2 separate regions of the Homo sapiens genome follow, and region 2 is linked to region 1. The links are chromatin loops, found by intact Hi-C in ENCODE. Cell type or tissue: OCI-LY7. All regions are shown on one strand. Each heading gives the region's core, and the rest is flanking DNA. Links, peaks and the distances in the headings are about the cores only.

What was found. Hi-C counts contacts between places; a loop is a spot of excess contacts. Peaks named below come from ENCODE experiments on the same cell type or tissue, not always from the same donor. Only the 100,000 strongest peaks of a DNase experiment are listed, where the experiment ranks them.
Region 2: a loop joins it to region 1, with 6 times the contacts of the local background. A loop is called at or near these places in 5 of 110 quality-filtered maps.

The regions. Positions count from the first base shown.
Region 1 is chr2:6,777,865-6,784,872 of GRCh38, forward strand. The region is part of intron 3 of LOC105373404 (a long non-coding RNA gene); the gene reads right to left. Among named protein-coding and RNA genes, the nearest start is that of LINC00487, 11 kb to the left of the region's middle. In OCI-LY7, for the core only: no CTCF peak of the experiment used is centred there; a DNase peak (open chromatin) is centred at 3,157; H3K4me3 peaks cover 1,258 bases; H3K27ac peaks cover 1,510 bases.
Region 2 is chr2:5,694,708-5,699,663 of GRCh38, forward strand. It overlaps SOX11 (SRY-box transcription factor 11), which reads left to right. Exons shown (of 1, transcript NM_003108.4): 1 at 1-4,956. Among named protein-coding and RNA genes, the nearest start is that of SOX11, 4.8 kb to the left of the region's middle. RefSeq lists silencers at 1,900-1,989, 2,280-2,449. In OCI-LY7, for the core only: CTCF peaks have their summits at 1,561 and 1,766 (motif pointing right); DNase peaks (open chromatin) are centred at 1,084, 1,434 and 1,884; H3K4me3 peaks cover 2,500 bases; H3K27ac peaks cover 2,500 bases.

The DNA of each region.
Region 1 (7,008 bases), core at 2,133-4,632:
CTCTTCTGAGTACTTTGCCATGTGATCTGCAGCAAACGTATGTGTGCTATGAAATATTTTCATATGTATTTCCCTTGTCTTTAAAAGATATTGCAACATTTTAATTGACACTTTATCAGGAATAACCCTGTGAATGACTGATACCTGACCGGATCTTGTTGTATTATAACTGTTGTTGTTAATTGCACAAAGCATCACCGATTACCCTTCTATAATTTTTTCCATGCAATATTATTTCATTAAATGAATGCTTTGCTGTTCAGAATGGAGCTTGTTTCTGACAGGTCTTTCTTTTGTAGATCACAAAGAAGTTGTTCTTTGTGTATTTCATTATTGAAACTGAACTTTGCAAGTATCAGAATGTTGGGCATGTTAGAAACATCTGTACTTTAACTCAGCTGTGTAGAAAACCCCTCAAACTGAATAATTTATTCACACATTGGTGCCCTTCAATCTTCAGTAATATTTTTGTTCATCTTCCAAAAGTGTTTGAAGGCGAAGGGCACGATTTTGTACGTGCCACCTTGTTTTGTGAATTATTTCAGCAAAGTAGGAAGGAAAGGTGTTTTAAATTGATATTGCTCCTTGTTCTTTTCTATTAAGAAAGAAAACTCAAAGGGGGCATCTAGAGAATTCCCATTGAGTGAGCGGAATTTTGCAACGTATAGGACTGAATCATGTAAAAATTTTAGCATTTCCAAAAATATGATACATGTTTGTCTTCATATTCGGATACTGGGGTTTTAAAGGTCTTACTAATTGTGTTGGATTTGTACTTTCTTAGCTAATACCTCAAGGTCCTATGCACAAACAGAGTAAATTAATAATAGTGGATGAAAATATTGTTTCAAATAATTTCACATAATGTTAAACTTTGTTTGTGCTCTTGTCAAATCTTATGAGATGACTTTTGTTTTAACCCGGTTATAACTAGTTGATAACTTGCTTCAGAAGGAAAACGTACACCAGCTGTTTTATTTGTGTTCACTTATGTTTGCAATATTATTGTTTATTGTTATTATTATTAACCTCAATCCATTGCTTACTGCAAGGATACTTCTAAGGTATCTATCCATTTTGGAGGGCTGACAGAGTTAAAAATAAAGTAATGTATAAATGCACCTTGCCAGAGACAAGTAAACTGCAGTAGCTCATGACACTGAACACACAGAAGTGCATGGGCCACCACCATCAACCACCTGCCCCAGGGTCAGTTCTGTCTTCCCCGGGAAGATCATCTGCCCCAGTGGAGGGAGAGCACCAGGGCACACCGGTGCAGGTGGTTCTGCTCCAATGTTGATTTCACATTCACATTTGTTGCAACGAGGTTGATATTAGGGAACAATTTGACAATAAGGCAAATTTTGTGTTTGTGTATGTGTGATTTCATTTGCAAGAAATGCCAGGTGAACACAGAACTGCACGCAGCTGATCTGAGACTAGGAACGCACAAGTGCATGCACACACACCCCAGCATTTTCCAACCTCCAGTTCACCTCACGTGTTAGAAGCCTCACCACCCACCTCTGGGGCTACAACTTTCCCTCCCAATCCAGATCACCCACTGTTTAAATCCATTTAGGCTGTTGTAACAAAATATCTTAGACTGGGTAATTTATAAACAAGATTAATTTATTGCTCACAGTTCTGGAGACTGGGAAGTCCAAGATCAAAGCACCAGCAGATTTGATGTCTGGAAGGGTCTGTTCCTCATAGATGCCACCCTCCTATGTGACCTCACATAGGGGGAGGAGCAGACAAACTCCCTCAGGCCTCTTTTATAAATGCAACCATCCCATTCATGAGGGTGGCATCTTCATGAAATCTTCATGACCTAATCACCTCCCAAAGACCTCACCCCCTAATACCACGACATTGGGGGTTAGGGTTTTAATATATGAAGTTTGGAGGGACACACATTCAGATCATAGCCTCCTACTCCCCCCATTTCACCACAGTGCACAAGCTGCAACCCCAGTACCCACACTCTCAAGCAAGCTTCAGGCCTTTTTCAAGGTTAAGCACCATAGTTTCTGTAGTATTTATGCATATGTTAATCATTTAGCCTGTGTAAAACTATACTACTGTTTTTATTAGGTCACTATTCTTTATGTCATGGACAAAAATTTAGAATGATGTGTCGCTAGTCCCATTTATCCCCAACAACCCTGTGGTTTCTATTATCCAGTGTTGCATAGGATGGGGATTTTTAGACGCATTTGCATCCTGTTACAGTGGAACTGACTGTAAAATATAACTTTCTTCTTTCTCATCAATATAACTTTCTTCTTTCTCATCTCTTCCATCACTTGTAACCAAAAGCATTCCAAACTCTCCAGGAACCTAAATTAGACTTGGGAGCCAGGAAAAGTTTATTGGAGAAGGATGGGAAGGAAAACGACTTCTGGCCAAGAAGGCAGTAAATCTCTCAATGTTGCATCAGGTGCTTTGGATGCATTATTTCAAATACTCCTCACAACAATCCCATGAGCAAGGCATTAGGGCCTTTATTTTATACACATGAAATGGAGGTCTGGCGGCATCGAGGACTTCACTGAAGGTCAGGCAGCTTTTGCAGCCATTGAAACACCAACACTGAGAATCTTTCCACTCCATCATGTGTGGCTGGAAGGGCTCACTACCAGAGTGTCCTGGTCTGCACTCCACCAGAGGCCCTAATAAAAATCCAGGGTCCCACTCCTCAGAAAGACATACATTGAAAGACTAGTGAGCTCTTGCCTCCTCTAAGGAGAGAAACATCCACTAGCAAAGCCCAACAAGATGGTGGGATAGAGGCCTCTGAGCCATGGGTCTAAGCACTCCATCCCCTACCTTGAAGTGACACATGGTGGCTCTAAGGGGCACATTTTATCCAAAGTTCATGGAAGGGGCAGCTCCTGTGGAATCCACTCCTAAGTGGCGCTCACTCGGTGGTTCCACTGGCAGTGCTCCAAGTACCAGTTCCTCCTGCTGCATGCACCACGGGGCCATTGCCAAGGGTGGCTTCCATCAGAAGCAGCTGTGTGCATTGCTCCAAGGAAGGCAACAACGCCTGGAAACAGCTGCTTCCAGTACCTGGCTCTTACGGGGGCTCTCACGGCATCCCAGCATTTCCTGTCTATTAAAACAGATGTTCTCTCTCTGGCTGCCAGCCAGATTGGCATCATCTTTCCACATGGTAGCAGGCACCGGCTGTGTATATGTGAGGAAGTTACTTTGACTTTCTTAGTTTCAGTTTCCTCTTACATAAAATAGAATGAATGCCTCTCAACATTGTCATAGAGATTAATTGTGATAAAATATGTACAGAGTATGACTGTAAAAAGCAATCAATACATCCCCCATCCTGTGTGCGTGTGTGTGTGTGTTTCCTCTCTCCTTTGGACAACAGTTTCATGAGAAGGTTCCAGACGAGTTACTTTGCTATGACACAGCTCACTCAGTATTAGCCGCTTTTTAGAACGGAGAAACAAAGGCTGCTAAAGAAGGGATACTAGAAGAAAGAAAAAGAGTATGATGAAAAGAGTGTAAAATGTGAAATCTAAGTGACTGAGTGTGCATCCTCACTCCATCGTGCACTCGACTTATGATAGCAGGCATTGCCTCGGGAGCCGCAGGGTCCTCTCTAGCCCAGTGGGGAGAGCCCGGCCCTGTGGGCCCAGATTACTTAGCAGTGGCTGAGCAGGATGGGTGCATTGTCTGGAGGGCTGCCCTGAGCTCAGACCCCCATAGCAAGGGGAGAGGCGAGGGAGGAGCAGGTTCTGGAGCAGCCTGAACCCCTTTTCACCAAAGGTCGCCAGTTACAGAATACTCCAGCAAAGCTGGGCTCCCTACCCACAGACACCCTGGGTCAGACCCTTCCCTGTTAACTCCAAGCATCTCAGTCCTCCTTATACTTGCACCTGGGGATAGGGCAGTGGAGAGCGGCCCCTTCCTTGGCAAGCACACATGTGCACACCAACATATACACACAATACACACACACACTCTCTACACAACAATATACACACATACCCAATATACACACTATACACACATACACAATTTATACACTATATATATGCACATGCACACATATACACACATATATGTACATCCGTACACACACATATGCAATACATACACACCACACACATATGCACACATATACCACATATACGTACATACAACACATGCACACAATACACACACAAACACACAATACACACATACCACACACGCTGCACATGCCGTAGAGTCCGGGCCAGCATACTGCTGTAAGGTGGGAGCCCAGGGGGTGTCACACCCCCTCTTCTTGCTAACCCTTGGGTTACCCATTTCCCCAGTTAACACACGCCTGTCAAACACGTGCTGTATGGAAACTGATCTGAGTCCGGTTGACCAACAGCACAGCAGGGATAACAATTCTTAACTTGTGGGATTGGAGTTAGTGCTGAATAAATTACCACGTGTCAGTACCAAGCCCACAGTCGGCCCCTAGGAGACCCATATAAAGGACTGATTTTACTTCCCACAGCACTGAGACCGGGCGAGAACCCAGGCCTGGTAACCCCGTCCGTCCTTATTCCTTCCACTTACTTGTCTAGAATCAATGGAAATGTGGACCTCGGGAAATGTGGTCTTTCCCAGCTCCTCCCTGGGAGACAAGCATCAGCATCACATTTAGGACTGGGAAGCAGGGCTGTCTCCTGGAGATGCATCCAGTTCCCTGATAGGGTGGCTTTACGATTCATGTTTGCGGAGTATTTCAGGAGATTTTAGGGAAGAAAGAACAATTTTTTCTGGGACCTTTGTGCTTTTTCTGTTTTCTCAAAGTGGCACGTGAATAAATTCAGCTTCATCCAAAAAGAGGAACAGGTTGTCCTAAATTCTGTGCCCGCGAGTTACCATCAAATTTCACAACAACCACTTAGCAAAGTGGGTGCAGCAAAGGCCACTTTAGCCCTCCGGGCCGGATGCCCAGGTAAGCAGCCCGAGAATGCTGGCCAACCCCGTCCCTCGTGCTGTTGTACCAGGCTCTCACGCGGGCCTTGCTTCCTCCTCTCGGGGGCCAAGGTTGTTCTTTGGTTGTTAGTAGACCTGGCTTCTCTGACTGGATAGCGGGTATGTGCCAGCGTGCACCTGAGCACCTCCCCTCCTCCTTCCCATCAGGCTCCATCTGCACTCAGGCACTGCACCTCCTGCTCAGAAACCTCCGGAAATTAGCCTAGTTGGCCTATGACCCAGCCAGGAGCTCCAGTCACTCTCCAGGGAACTCTGGACAGAGAGAAATAGTAACCTTGCTGGTCTATTGCATTTTTTAGTCAAAATGTTCACTATAAATGCATTTTCCTGTGCACTTAGTTTGGCATACCTCTTAGAACATAATTAATGTCTTCCCATTTGAAAAAGAAAACAGAACAATTTATGGTACCTTCTCCTGCATACCAGAAGGAATCCCCATGGGGTTAAACATTTTACAAATATCATTCAGGAGGTGGCAGGTTTTTAGAATGAAAATCCCACTGTAAATCATTCCAATGAAAAGAGGATTCCTTGGGAGGCACACAGGCTTTTTATAGGGCACTTAGCTTCCCCTGGTTCCCTGACCAATGTGCTCTCTGACGCTAACTGAGATTCACTAAGCCTGTAGGAGATGAAAGAGCACCGCACCAAGAGTCAGAAGAGCCGACCTCACGTCCTGCGTGACCTTGAGGCATCCCTCATCTGGGCATCCACACTTGCAAAGGGAACGTCCTCACTCTGGCACTTCAGAAGGTGTTGCCAGGTACCGTAAGGAAGCAGATGCCAGGCACAGTGCAAACATAAACCCTCTGTTGAATGAAGAGTTCAATGAATAAGCAAAGAAATGAGTGCATTTGCAAATTATAAAATATTTAACAAATGTAATAAATCAGCATATCAATATAAGGAACTGGTATATCAGTGTAAGAACAGATTTTCTGGCTTTACACTTGAGTGAAATGGTAGATTAGTGCTTTATCATTATTCCTCAGCTATACAGAAACAAACTGATAAAAACCAGAGAGAAAAAGAGAGTGAGAAAGAGGAAGCATGAGGGCACACCAGTGAAGATGCAGGAGAAGGGAAGGGACCACGGTGTGCAGTGCTGGCTCAGTGTGTGTCAACCTGCGTGCATGGTTTCCATGTAGCCTCTCACTTGCTCTGCACTGCAATGCAAGGTGGTAAAATTGCTTTTGTTTTAATTTGACATACAAGGAAAGTGAAATTAAATCACCTATGTAAAGTCACACAGGAAAAAGCAGGGAAACAGATAAGCTTGGCCACGGATCTGTGGACCACCTTTTATACCTCCTTAAAATGTTGTGCTCCACTGCCTCATGCATCTTCCCAAGGGAAGATGTTAACACACTTGAAAAATTTAGAGTGCTATAGGAAGAAGAGGTGGTTTTCTCACAGGCTAAGTTACAAATATGACCCCAGGAGAGATAAAGAGAAGGGAGGAACCTCTCCTCCCTGTAAAAGCTCACAGTATAAACTCTAAAATGTCAAGAAGAGTTAGCTAAAATGGTGGCAAACAGCAGAAAAGGGACAATACAGCATTTGAGAAGAAAATTCAGGCAGTAAGGCTAAAACTTCCCGCCAAGGATTACCTCATTTACCAACAAAGATTATGAAATCATTGCTTGAGGCAATCTGGGCAAACATGATGAAGGCAATTAAGAGGACTTAATCCATACAGCTTGAACTTTGCATGTCAGTCAGGGTTCTCCAGAGAAACAGAAGCAATAAGAAAGATAGAGGATGATATGGTTTGGCTCTGTTTCCCCGCTCAAATCTCACCTTGAATTGTAATATTTCTCATGGGTTGTGGGAGAGACCCAGTGGAAGGTAACTGAATCATGGGGGTGGGTTTTTCCCAGGCTGTTCTCATGATAGTGAATAAGTCCCACGAGATCTGATGGTTTTATAAAAGGGAGCTCCCCTGCACATGCCCTCTTTCCTGCCACCACGTAAGATGAGATTTTTCTCCTCTTTGCCTTCCAC
Region 2 (4,956 bases), core at 47-2,546, 1.1 Mb before region 1:
AAACTGATGTCTTCTATGCATCCGATTCTTAACAAAACTGCAGGGAGCTTGAAAAAATGCAGACTGTACAAACGCTTACAAAAAAAAAAACTGTGAACTGACTTAAGATCAGAGTTTACTTTTCAGATCAAATTGTTTATGGTTTTACAAATGTGATTTCTACTTGCCAACTTTTTTTTTGTAACTTGTTCCCTTATACCTCCTTGATTGAATACCAGACAGCCTAGACCTCAGTACAAAAGGTATTGAAACATTTTTGATACATAACAGACCTCAGTCTTTTTTAAAAATTAATATATTTTCAGGCGTATTTTTGTACAGTGAAAAGGGAACATTCTTGCTGTGTTTTTTCAGTAAGACTTTCAGGCACTTCTTCCCTTTTGATTTCTTTTTTTTCCTCTGTTTTTTAGCATGCAAGTATGTTGGTACGTTATGTCCTGGTTTAAAAAGGATTAAAATTTTAAAATAATCCTTGCATCTAAAGGCCTTGTGGTTTAAAAAAAAAAAGCAAACTTTTTTTTGTACAGCTATAGTAGAGATTTGTTCAATATTTGTAGGTAAAGATTTATTGAAAATGGTGATATAGACCTCAGAGCTGTTATCTTAGTTTAAAGATTGTATATGTACTGTACTATAGTAGGACTTTATGTATCTCATACGCTGTGATGTGGATGGGGCCCCAGATGGAAGGTTTGAAACTGGATTCTCGATTTTTAGCAAAAAAGAAAAAAAAAAGGCACATAGTTTAAAAAGTTTCTCATTTTGTGCAATATAATCTAAATAAAGTACAGACCATCTGCATATTTTGTAGCAAATGGTGGCAAAGCAGACTCAATGCACTGTCGACATCATTGCCTGTTTTTTTTTTTTTTTTTTTGTGCTGGAAGTCTGTATCTTGACAATTTTAATAAATCAGCTGGAACTGATAGAAACTCGCATCGCCAATAGTCTCTATGGAAGTCAAACTGGAGGTCCTGTTGTCGCAGAGCATTCGGTGGTGAGGCTGTTGTGTGCGCGGATGAGGGGAGGTGGCAGGAGAGAATTCTACATTTAGGGGGTTAGGCTGAAAAGTGTTCAATTAGCAGGCTGATTTCTTTTTCCTCTTCCGCTAGTTGTGAAAGACAGGGGAAGGGTGTTCTTTCTCTCTGCCCTCCCTTTCCATCTCCAGCTCCCCATTTCCTTTCTCACCTCCTCCTCCACTCCCTGCCTCTTCTCCCCACCCATCCTGGCGGGCGGGCTGCGCGGAGGCTCGGGAGCTGGCCGGGGAGGGGCGGATGGAGGGGCCTGGGTTGCCAGCTCCCTTGGTCGGGGTCCTGCTCGCTGGGGCTTGTGTGTTCTCTGCGGCGGGCCGCGTCCCCGCTGAGCCTCGCGGTGACAGCCGCCTTTGGCAGCGAGCGCTCGGGGCACTTCTATCCCCGCCTCTCAAAGGGTGGGGACAGCCGTTTCCAGATTTGAATTTTTTCTGTTCTTTATTTTTAACGCTGCATCTTCGCGTGTGCTCAGAGGTGGTTGTTGGCGGAGAACGCCGCCGCAGTGTTTGACCTCTAGCGGTGAAGGGGGAAGGGGAAGAGGAAAGGAGAGAAGTGGTCGGTGTCTGTTTCCTTCTGTCCCCCGGGGCCGTGGAGCTGTCGGAGGGAAGGAGGACGGTGCGGGGCCGCAGGGGGCGCGGGGCGCGGCGGGACCCAGGCTACGAGCGGGAGGGAGGCGGGAGTCGGGGGAAGACGCGGCAGGCCGGCCGAGGGCACCCCGAGGAACATGGCATGGCCTCTGTGCGATCCGAGTCGCGGTCTCCGGGGTGCCTGGGAGGGCCGAACCACTGGTGAGGGCGTGGGGAGCAGGGGGTGGCAGAGGGCACCCGGGCGGTAGTCCGGGACGCGCAAGGCAGAGCCCTGACGCTCCGGGTCCCCGTGCCTGGCTCTTCTTGCCTCGCCACCGCGTGCTCCTGGGCGCGCCCCGCCGCGGGCCCTTGAGGCGCGCGGAGACACCAGCGCTGGCTTCCCGGGCCCGCGGGCCGGGGAGGGAAGCCTCGGGGCTGCGGGGTGAGAGGAAGAAAGCAAACCCGGGGAGCAGGCGGCTGCCGCACCCGCGCACCCCGGGCCCTCACCACGCCCTCCCCGCGCGCCGGCTCAGGGGCTGCCCCGGAATCAGCTCCCCGGGGCCGCCGCAACGAAGGTGGATCCGCATCTTGATTGTTCTCCGGGAGCCTCCTGGGGGCTCCGGCGGCGGCGCGGGCGCGACCCATCCCGCTGGCGCTCCCCGCTCGCTGAACCCCGTTTGCCTGTCCACACCCCCTCGCTCCCCACCATTTTTCCTGACCGGCCTGTGTCCCCGAGCCCTCGCGGCAGGCCCGAGCAGGCGATCGCGGCCGGGCACGCGCGCCCCGGGCTCCCGCCCCCCTTCCGAGCATCCGCCGCCTCTTTTCTGCTGGGTCTGGGAGGAGGGAGGCTGGGAGGCCGCTCGGGGCCCAGCGTGCCAGCCCCGGAGTTCAGCCTCCCGAGCTGCGGCGCCCGCAGCGGAGGAGGTTTTCAGTGGCTGATTGAAACTCACTGCAAAATCACCACGACTCTTTCACCTACTGAGATGATTGACCGAGGTTTGGCCTTCCATTTTTACTGAGATTTGGCGAGACCGAATGGAAGCGTCCGCACAGTAACTGCAGCTGCTAGGCCAGAGGGGCCCCGGCGCCCTTCCCGCCTCCCCTCCCGCTTGCTTTTGCCTTACTCGATCTTACCACCACCCCTCCCCCGGCCCCCCGACTGAGAACTCGGGCCTCTCACCCGCCCCCCAGCCTCCCGCTCTGGGCGAGCCTCCTCCCCAGCCCCCACCCCTGGGATGCGAAGCCAGCAAGCTTTTGCTGCAGATGGACAGGTTTCTTTTCTGTGGCTTTTTCCTTTCGATAAACCATCAGATTTCAGTAGTACATTTGGGAAAAGAAGGGGCTGATGGCGTTAACCAGGTTCTCAATATAGAACTGGATTTCTGGAGTTGTTTACCTTACCCCACACCCCCTCAACATGTAGACTAATGCAGCCATTGGTGGTACATTTATTTTAGCCACGGATAATTGAACCAGCGGTTTACAATTGACACGTGCTCCGTGCTGGTGATTTTATGTGGCAGCCCTCTGCTGCAGTTCCGAAACTTGTTGGCAACGTAAACCCATTGATAGGCTGATCTATGTATTTTGAAAGCCTGAAAACTTGGCATGTCTTTTCTGTTTTAATCATAGATGAATCTTGGACATTTTCTGTGGTGAGGTGGAAACTTTAAGTAAATTAGTAAAGTAATAATTTGGCTTCAGAATGGGAAGAGATAGTCAAGATTTTTTTTTTTTAAAGCCATGTGGCCTAACTTGATACAAAAATAAAAGTAATTGTTTGGCAATCTAAATTTAAAACCTGTTAGAACTCAGGACAGGCGCTTCAATGCGCTTTTTAACAATATTTAAGGCTGTTTTGATGAGTGCGTTGTGAGAATCATCTTAATGAATTCTTTATTGAGTGTCTAAAACATAGTATAATACACATGGTATTCTTGCCACTGGATAGTCTTCAATAAAAGTTTAATTGATTTTTTTTTGTTGGTCTCTTAAGTAAGTCTTATTTTTAACTAAGCATTGACAGAATATCTTAAAATGGTAACCTGGGGGTGGCGGGTGGGTGCTGTGTGCACGGCAGCCTAGCCAGTGGGGATCCTGCTGTTTATTATAAGTAGTTCACAGACTCTGATGGCATTTTGGTAAGCTTTCCATCTTTAAGAAATTGAACCAGCATTCTCTTATTAATTCTTTAAACTGTGGAAGTAATTTCCAGTTCTTACACTCTGATACGCATCCCTTTTATTTAAAAAAAAAAAAAATGCTAATAAAAGGCAGTGTACTTAAACTGTGCTTTGCAAATATTGTGTATGTTATGAATGACTACAGACACTGGGCAAATTATTTGTAGAATGATTATCCTTTAGCTAGAGAAAGAAATCATTACAACTCTTTTGGGCAGAGATGTTTCTTTTTAATGTTAATCAAGGGGAAGTGATTTAAATATGCATAAATGTAGCAGTCAGGGTGATTTAGTTGCTTTTTTCATGAAAGAAAAAGACTCAAAAGACAAGACTTATTTTTCTCTTCTGGGACTTGAAATCATAATCATCTGATATTAGTACAGTACAAGAAATTTACATTTGTTTTTTACTTCAGAATTTAAGTGACTTTTGCCCAAGGAATTTGAGAAATAAGGCAAATAAGTTGCTCTATTTTAAAGTAGTCATTCAATATAAATATATTATATCAATCTTAACTTTTTTATTCTCTGATATGATTAATAATATGTATATTCTTACTTTTCTTCTAATGGGCATATGTATCCTTGTGGACACTTTGAGAGAGGTTTTCTTGGACTCTCCCATTTATAGAATCTTTATACTCTTTTACTGTGTGGTTCCCTGCTTTTAACAGATTTCTGAGGCAAATATATTTGTGCTTTTTTCTTATGTAGGAAGACCAGCGAAAATAGTTTACTGAGTTGTCAATTTTATCAGTAGATAAGAAACTTTCTTTATTACAGTTTCAGGGAAGATTTTTTCAGGATATTTCTCAGTTATTCTAAGGGCCAAATTTTGTAAAATTTCCATTAGGAATGTCAGTTTCAAATACCCTTTGTATAGCCTAAGCCTGTGAGGATAACAAGAATGAGCCTTACCTATCCTAACACAGGGATTTACAAGTTCCCAAAGTAACCGTCTCCATGTAACTCTTGACATACTTTTCTGAGATTTGGCTTATTTTTATTATTGGTTATTTCTCACTGTTCATTCTATTTGATTTATTCTACAACATCCCCTTTTATTTAATGATCTGGAAAATTCTGCTCTTTGATAACAACTCAGGATTTTTTTGTTCAGTTTTGGTTTTTGCCCCTTCCTGTGGAGCCTACATTTTCAACCACAATAAAGATGAAA